Regions from separate parts of the Homo sapiens genome. Here all the other regions are linked to region 1. Evidence: chromatin contacts called from ENCODE Hi-C or POLR2A ChIA-PET data. All regions are on one chromosome and are shown on one strand. Each heading gives the region's core, a stretch centred on a gene start or an enhancer-like site at or near the end of the contact. The rest is flanking DNA. Distances are from core to core; before and after follow the strand shown. Region 1 overlaps MSRB3-AS1 (MSRB3 antisense RNA 1). Region 2 overlaps MSRB3 (methionine sulfoxide reductase B3). Region 3 has its middle 29 kb from the start of MSRB3-AS1.

Region 1 (2,731 bases), core at 149-2,648:
TTTGGCTATTTATACTTAAATTAATTAAAATTAAATAAAACTTCAGTTCCTCATCACACTAAACACAGTTTAAGAGCTAATAGCCACATGTAACTAATGGCTACCTGTATCCAACAGCATAGCTATAGAACATTTCCATTATTGCAAAAAGTTCTATTAGATAGGGCTAGTAAGACTCCTAACTGAGACCCCTGGAGCTCTTCACCCATCTCTGACTCTACTAGTTATTAATTGTATGACTGGGTGAATCACTCAACTTCACATGTGCGAGCTGTTCCCTCTGCCTGAAGCACTCTTCCTGCCTGTGGTATCCTAGTTAATTACTTCTCATCTTTTAAGTCTCAGCCCAATCATTATATCCCCAACTAGGTCAAGGCCTTTCATAGTACCTTGTCCAATTCCTTGTCAAGGTTGACATTTTATGTATTTTTATGTGACTACTTGATTAATATCTGTCTCTCAGATCAAATTGTTAAGTTTGGAAGGACAGGAGCATGTCTGGTTTTGTCCAGCATTGTATCTCCAATGCCTAGCAGAGTAAGTGGCATGTAGTGAGGGCACAATATTTATTGTACAAATCAATGAATAAGCCATCAGTGTCTTTGCCACAGCCACTGCAAGTGATTGGTGCTCTGCTGGACTGATACTCAGCTGAGACACTCAGGTAAGGTCACATATTTTTCACAGGATCGTCCTTTCAATTGCTCTCAATGTTCATTACCTTTCCTTTTTGCTTATGTTAAATATTCCTAACAGCACTCCTGCTGGTTCACCAGCACGGTTAAGACTTTCAAAGTGAATAAATTGACCGTGCCAGTTGAACATTCACAAAGTTGGAGATGAGCACAGCATTCCATTTAGGCTTTGAAACAGACACTATTAACCTTTGTATCTAGAAGCCACTCATCCAAACTCTTCATCAAGTCAGAAACCTGACACTGATATCCTGAATGGTTTTCTGGAAACTCCCTACTTCCAGGGTTTAACATCCAGCCCCACTCTCAGGATTATATATGGGAAGTTAGAAAACATATACGTCAATGCTCAAAAATTCTATTAATAGCCACATTTCTTCCAAGTGCCCCAGAGGTTTGCAACTGTCTGAGCAATCCTGAACATCATCCTAAGTCTCTTGTTTTAGTGGAAACTACAGGAAATGGGGGTAGTTCCAGCTGAATGTCCCCTCAAGTGTTCAGGTCTGCACATACCACAACCGCTGAGTACAGGCAGACCAAAACAGCAACAGAAAGGTCCGCCCACTTGAGCTCCTGTGAGCCTTCACGTCTGAGTTCATGTGGCTCTCACTCAGAAGCGGAAGTGGAAAACCAAATAAAGTCAACTCCATGGAGGTCCTGGGGACTTAACACTGAGCAGCCACACGAATACCAGAGTGATGCATCATGATTCATGTTATTACAATAAATGCCTAAGAAAGAAATAAGGATTTGGCACTTAGTATAAAGCATTGGCAAGACAGCTCAAAGTTTTCTGCCTGTTGTAAAGCATAGCCTGGGACATTTTCTTTCATTGAGCAATATGCATTAGCAATGTTATCTAGGGTAGTAAAGGAGTTACTCATAAAGCTTTATTAAGTGATGTCAAGACTCCTTCCTCCCTGCGTTCTTTTCTTCTCTGGGACAGGCTATAGAAAAGACATTAAGTTTTTATTTTCATTTTTTTCCCAGTGTGTCTATGCCAGCCTGATATTAGAGGATGAAACACATACCTAAAGGATTAACAATCTAGAAATCACCTTTCCCAAAGTGATTCACATTGGGAAAGAAGTGCTGAAAAGCAAAACAGGTACCCTCTTGACTTAATACTGTTCATATTAACAGAATAGGCTCTGTAAAATACAGAAACAAGTCACGTCAGAGAGCATTCTTTACAGCAACATTTAGGGAATAATGGGGAAAAAACGAACTCCAGCTAGTTCTCTAGGTCTTCATGAGCAATGGAAAGGGTGTGATGCCTCACCAGGAAAGGGTTTTTTTTTACTTAGAAAAACAAAATAATTAAACTTTCATCTCCACGGTGGCTCAGCCAGCTGGTGGTGGCCCAGCAAACACATCCATGCTGGTGCATTTATGATGGACATATCATTGCTGCCAAATCAACTGTGTGATGACTTGTGTCACTCTTCAAGGCAGCTGACATACATAGGGAAGGTGTAGGCTATTTATCTTATACACAGAGTGAACACCTCCCTTGTGGATGGCCTGATGGGGTGTATTCTTGGTTTAGAATCAAAGACTTGAAAGGGACCTTGGGAAAAATTCATCTTCTTTTCTCCCTTCTAATGTGAGAGTTGCCTAGACAGCATCTCCCACAGTTTTGCCGATCTACATTCTCAATCAACATGAGTCAGAGGAGAGATCAAGGAGAAGAGGAACATATTTGGAGGGCAATGGCTGTCCACTGCAAAGAAAGGCCTTCCACCTTCTCTCCCCAGGGTTCCCCACTTCCTCATGGTCTTGCCTGCTTCTAGGTTTTTGCATGTGCGGTTCTTTCTACTTAAGACCCACTCCACCTCCAATTCATCAACATCCTTGCCTGGCTAATTCCTACTTTCCTTGTAGGCCATCCCTTCTGCCAAGAAGCCCTCTCTGACTTGGCAAGATTAGTTCAGGTGCTGCCACTCCTCTGACTCTTCCCACTAGGGTGACCAACTGTCTGTTTGCTTGGGACAGAAAGACTTCCTGGAATGTGGGCTTTTAGTGTTAAAATCAAG
Region 2 (2,731 bases), core at 119-2,618, 200 kb after region 1:
TTTATAAACTGCCTTTAAGTAATTTCAAAGTTTGTAAACTGGAATAATATTAATTTTCTGATTCATGTTTATTCAAACAAGATAAATGTACATGAATTACAGTTAAAAGTTTTCCCTATTATGTTTCCCAGTTTATTCTAACTATCCATTCTAATTCACTGTGAAAAATGTAATCCATTTGGAAAATTAACTGAAGAACTAAGATTGTTATTTAGGTAATACGAGGCAAGGCAAGATTGTTCTTTCCTCACTTTCCTTTCCCCAAATAATACACATACACACACAACTTCACACACCTAGGTATTTTTGTATCTATTGCTTCAGTTCTTTTCCGTGTGTATATAACTTTTTAAAAAGAAAAATGCAGTTATAATTATCTTTGTATATTGTTATACTTTGAGTCATGCCTTGCGATAGTTTTCTAGTTTCTCAAATGGAGTTGTTCTTTCCTTTTCTTATGCCAAGCTTTTATGTTCTTTTCTTTCTTCTAAAGTCATGCTTTGGCTGTGTTTTTACTCCCTGTCTCAAGCAAGTCCTTTTCTTCCAATCCAGCTGTAGTTTTTCTCTGAGTTTTCAGTTGAGTTGAAGATAGAAAAGTAACTGTCTGTATTACAAATACTTTTCCTATAAATCATTGTATGGGGACAAGACAGGAAGGGTCAGTGGGCTGAGAGAAGTCAATTTTATATTCTCTTCAAAATAATATATTACTTACTCAGCTATAACACAACTTTAAGTAAGCCACCACTCAGAACTCTAGTTTATTTCAGAACAGTTTCTTTATACTGGAAAGCTTTCTTCGTTAAAGGATTTTGAATAAGGTGAGAGGCAATTCAAATCTTTTAAAATTCAAGTTAAATGTACTTCGTTAGAGGTTAAGAAACATTTTCTGGAATTATGAGCAATTTCCAGCTAGAGTTCCACAAAAGAAAGCTTAAGTTAAATTCATGTTACTCTCCATAACAGAATTCCACAGTGACTGAAATGGTTGTTAAATATCGTAAGGAGAGTTTTAAAAGGGTTGAGGAGACGGGATTTGAGTAGAGAGGAAAACGGGAAAACTCTTATCTTCTCACTGTGCTCTTACATCCTCCCCCGCCACACACACACACAAAATTGCATCACAGAGGGAAAAGTTCATGTTGAAAGTCTCTTTTAGTGGTGAACAGAATAGCATGCATGAAGTAGCACAGTTGAGTGAACTGTGTGTGGCACTGGACTGGAATTTTCTCAGTGAAAGGGCTTATGTTCTTAAAGAGCTGAAAAATGGCTTAAATTTTCTGGTAGCCTAGAATAAAATTGCACAGGAGGCTCATGTGAAATGTAGCATGTGTGAACAGTCTTGCAGCAGAGTTCCATTTGAAATGTAGCAACACAGCTGGAGCTGTGACTCATCACACTAATATCCACTGTTAACAGACAGACCCTGTCTAATAAAGCCTGTACTTTCTCACATTGTAAGGATTTTTTAGGCTGCTGTGATAGTATGATATGTTCCCAAAACTTGGACAGGCCACTTGTATTTAACATTTGTTGAATACCTGGCATATTCGAGGCATTTTTCTGCATTTAGTTTTTACACCTGTTTGGTGTTATTTACCCCATTTTACAGGTGATGAATCTGAGATCACACATCTGGCCTGATATTCAGCAGGCGCCACTAGCTGCTGTTAGTCAGTGCCTGTTCTGATTGTTTGATAAAGATGAAGGGACACAAAAATTTCCAGTAGTAAGATAGACATTTACAATAGTTCGTGTCAGTTGGCATCAATCTTCTCAAAAAATGTAGAGAGAGGATTTTTTTAAAGAAAAGATTAGTGAAAATTTGGAATGCAGCTATTTGAGAAAATGTGACAGGGAGTCAATAAGTGAAAATAAAATGACCTCCCAGTTTCAATTACTAAAATCCTGCCCACAAATCCAGCTGCTGCCCTAGCTCCCAGATGTTGAATGGCCTGATGACTTCCTGAACATTGGCTCCATTTTCTTGTCAGGATTCCAAGGGACTTCCCTAAGGACAGATAATAACCTGCCTGAAACTGAGTCCTTCTTGATGACCTGCCATGATGGATCTCATTACTTTTGGGCTAGCCCTTCCCACATTGAGACACTTTTCAACTTTCAACTTAAGTACTTAAGTACTGTGACAAACAGATTTTTCAAACAATTGAGAGATGTGTGTGTGTGTGTATGCATGTTTCTGTGTGTTCCATTTGTTCCAACGATGCTAAGTGAAATAACCAGAGTGACTAAAATAAAATATTAAAATTTCATTCTACTATAATTCTTTAACTTTCTTCTTTTTTAAATGTTTGAGTGCTACTATTCTAAATCCATTTGTATACTGGCTGTGTGATCTTCACAAGTTACTTATCCTCTCTCAGTTTCCTCATCTATAAAATGTGTTGCTGTGAAGATTAAATGAGTTCACATATATGAAGCACTAAGAACCATGCCTGACATATGGTAAGTGCTGTAGTAAGTGTTAGCTATTGTTTTAGCATTATTATCATTATCATTAGTGAACCTATAGAAAATGAGCTATTCAGTGGAAGGCCTGCTGAATAAGTGTATACAAAATATTAAAATGTCCTATGTGGTTCCTCAAGGTCTCAAACAAAATTATCAGAAGCTGATTGCACATGCATAGTGTTGAGGTTTATCCGCTAACAAGGAAAAAAAAGAGTTCCCACTGAGGCTGTTAATTAACATCCCTATTTCCTTCTTTTTC
Region 3 (2,731 bases), core at 172-2,671, 130 kb before region 1:
AAATTCCATGGTAGTGATGGCATTCTGGCCAAAGGATGAAATAATTTACACTTTCATGAAATAAAATCCAAATGTCCCTGGCATACAACCTCAGCTCAGAATGTTTATCTGCCCCATCCACCACATCATCTCCACCAGGCAGCTAAATAATTAAAATGATAATTTTCTTTTTTTATTTTATTTTTATTTTATTTTTTGAGATGGAGTCTTACTCTGTTGTCCAGGCTGGAGTGCAGTGGCGCGATCTTGGCTCACTGCAACCTCTGCCTCCCGAGTTCAAGCGTTCAAGCAATTCTCATCCTTCAGCCTCCCTGAGTAGCTGGGATTACAGGCACCCGCCACCACACCCAGCTAATTTTTGTATTTTTAGTAGAGACAGGGCTTCGCCATGTTGGCAGTGGCTTTAAGTGACAGGAAAAAAAAATCTAATTCAATCTTGCTTAAGCAACAAGAGAAATTTATTTGTTCAGGCAATTGAAAAGCTTAGGAGTAGGCTAACTTCAAGTGTGACTTGATTTAGGGACTTGAGTGTTGTTATCGAGATCCTTGATGCCTAGTTTTGCCTTTCCTTCTTTTAACTTCGGACTCCAGGGACACATATTCCCAGATGCAAGTTGAGAGGAAAACTCTATGTTTCTTCCTGGTGATTCTCACCAAAGTCCCAGAATTCATTCTTAATGGATCAATTTGAGGCAAGTGCATATTTGTGAGTTAATAACTATAATTCAGGGAGCAACAGTGCTATTGACTGGCCAGTCTTGGATCATAAGCTCCAATCCTGGAGTTGGGAAGAGAGGCCATCTAATCACGCAGTCTGATAGATGATGAAACATGGTCCCCCAAAGCAAGTTCTGGCACTGTTTCCAAATAAAGGGAGGATGAATGTTGGGCAGTATGATCTTCTCAACTCTAAGTAAAGACACAAAGCATCACAACCTGCTCTCAAGGTGGGCTTACATTTGGCACCAGGAAAATGAGGCCATGTTGAAAGAATATAAAAATCAGGTCTTATGCTTCAGTTGCATGCTTTAATGTCTAGGTGTATTTTAAATATTTCAGCAATATTTGCTGTTCCAAATCAATTCCTTCTCTTGAATTTCCCAATTCTGTAAATAAAAACACCACTCTCCTAACTTCTTAGGCTCAAATGATCCAAGGCCAGGCCTGTGGTGAAGAATGAGGTGAGGCACTTGCCTAAGATGCAAAATTTAGAGTGAACTCAGTGTGGTTGGCTAAAAATCAGCACATTCTCCCACCAGATAGCCACATCCTGATTCCTGGAACCTGTGAATGTTACCTTCTATGACAAGGCATTTGCAGATATGATTAAATTGAACGTCTTGAGATGGGGAGATTATCCTGGAGGAAGAGGGCAGGCCCCTACATGCAATCACAAGTGTCACGATAAGAGTGAGTCAGGAAAGCTTTCATTCTATTTTGTAGAATGGAGGCTACCTCAATTCATTAAAAAAAAAAAAAGTGAGTCAGAGAGAAACTTTACACAGACAGAAGAGGAGAAAGTAATGTGACCACAGCGACAGAGATTGAAGTGATGGAGGAATGCTGACAGCCACCAGAAGCTGGGAGAGGCAAGGAAAGCATCCTCTCCTAGAGCCTTCCAAGGGAGCGTGGCCCTGCCAACACCTTGATTTCAGACTTCTGGCATCCAGAATTGTGACACAGAATCCATTGCTGCTGTTTTAACCCACTAAATTTGTAACAATTTGTTAAAGCAGTCACTGGAAATGAATACACTCAGTAATCGCGATAAATATTTTAATGCAATTTTTTCATTATTTATTTTTGTAACTTTTATTTTAAGTTCAGGGATACATGTGCAGGATGTGCAGGTTTGGTACATAGGTAAACATGTGCCATGGGGGTTTGTTATACAGATTATTTCATCACCCAGGTATTAAGTCTAGTAGCTATAATTTTTCCTGATCCTCTCCCTCCTCCCACTCTCCACCCTCCGATAGGCCCCAGTGTGTGTTGTTCCTCTCTATGTATTCATGTGTTCTCATCATTTATCTTTCACTTATACTTTAGAACATGTGGTCTTTGGTTTTCTGTTCCTGCATTCGTTTGCTAAGGATAATGTACAATATTTATTTTCAAAAGTCAAAATTAATGCAAAAAATCCATGATGAACAAAATAGCAAAATTTTAAATGAAGACAGACTATCTCAAAGTAATTCTTTTTAAAAATAATGTTGACTTTTATTATAGATTAAGGGGTACATGTGCAAGTTTGTTATATGTGTATATTGAATGATGCTGAGGTTTGGAGTGCAAGTGATCCCATTCCCCATAGTACACAATAGGTGGTTTTTCAGTCCATGTCCCCACCCTCCCTACCCCATCTGTCTCCTGGTTTCCAGTGTCTCCCACTGTTTCCAGTGTCTCCTGTTCCCATCTTTATGTCTACGTGTATTTCATTGAAAATATACAGTATTTGGTTTTCTGCTCTTGCATGAATTCACTTAAGATAATGGCTTCCAGCTCCATCCATGTTGCTGCAAAGAACATAATTTTGTTCTTTTGTTTGGCTGTGTAGTATTCTATGGTATATATGTACCACATTTTCATTATCCAATCCACTGTTGAAGGGTACCTAGGTTGATTCTGTGTCTTTGCTGTTGTGAATAGTGCTGCAGTGAACATATAAGTGTATGTGTCTTTTTGATAGAATGAATTCTTTTCCTGCGGGTATGTATCTAGTAGTGGGGTT

Evidence for each region. Hi-C counts contacts between places; a loop is a spot of excess contacts on that map. ChIA-PET counts read pairs that join two places held with the same protein, here RNA polymerase II (POLR2A). Pooled maps may share reads with other maps.
Region 2: a map of chondrocyte shows a loop between it and region 1 (2.6-fold over the local background). The contact joins two enhancer-like sites. A Hi-C loop is called at or near these places in 3 of 168 maps with a recorded cell type or tissue (Calu3, IMR-90 and chondrocyte) and 2 of 50 pooled maps. POLR2A ChIA-PET finds 5 or more read pairs at or near these places in 3 of 52 experiments (AG04450, BJ and activated CD8-positive, alpha-beta memory T cell).
Region 3: a map of mammary epithelial cell shows a loop between it and region 1 (2.9-fold over the local background). The contact joins two enhancer-like sites. A Hi-C loop is called at or near these places in 1 of 168 maps with a recorded cell type or tissue (mammary epithelial cell). POLR2A ChIA-PET finds 5 or more read pairs at or near these places in 1 of 52 experiments (activated naive CD4-positive, alpha-beta T cell).

Annotation. Positions count from the first base shown.
Region 1 is chr12:65,535,763-65,538,493 of GRCh38, reverse strand. All of the region lies in intron 2 of MSRB3-AS1 (MSRB3 antisense RNA 1), which reads left to right. Among named protein-coding and RNA genes, the nearest start is that of LINC02454, 66 kb to the left of the region's middle. RefSeq lists an enhancer at 1,014-2,213. Within about 2 kb of position 1,398, at least 9 of the 41 ENCODE cell types and tissues checked have a DNase peak (open chromatin) inside an H3K27ac peak, as active enhancers do; they include mammary epithelial cell, where a contact is called at or near this core.
Region 2 is chr12:65,333,993-65,336,723 of GRCh38, reverse strand. All of the region lies in intron 4 of MSRB3 (methionine sulfoxide reductase B3), which reads right to left. Among named protein-coding and RNA genes, the nearest start is that of MSRB3, 57 kb to the right of the region's middle. Within about 2 kb of position 1,368, at least 6 of the 41 ENCODE cell types and tissues checked have a DNase peak (open chromatin) inside an H3K27ac peak, as active enhancers do.
Region 3 is chr12:65,669,666-65,672,396 of GRCh38, reverse strand. No RefSeq gene overlaps it. Among named protein-coding and RNA genes, the nearest start is that of MSRB3-AS1, 29 kb to the right of the region's middle. Within about 2 kb of position 1,421, at least 2 of the 41 ENCODE cell types and tissues checked have a DNase peak (open chromatin) inside an H3K27ac peak, as active enhancers do; they include mammary epithelial cell, where a contact is called at or near this core.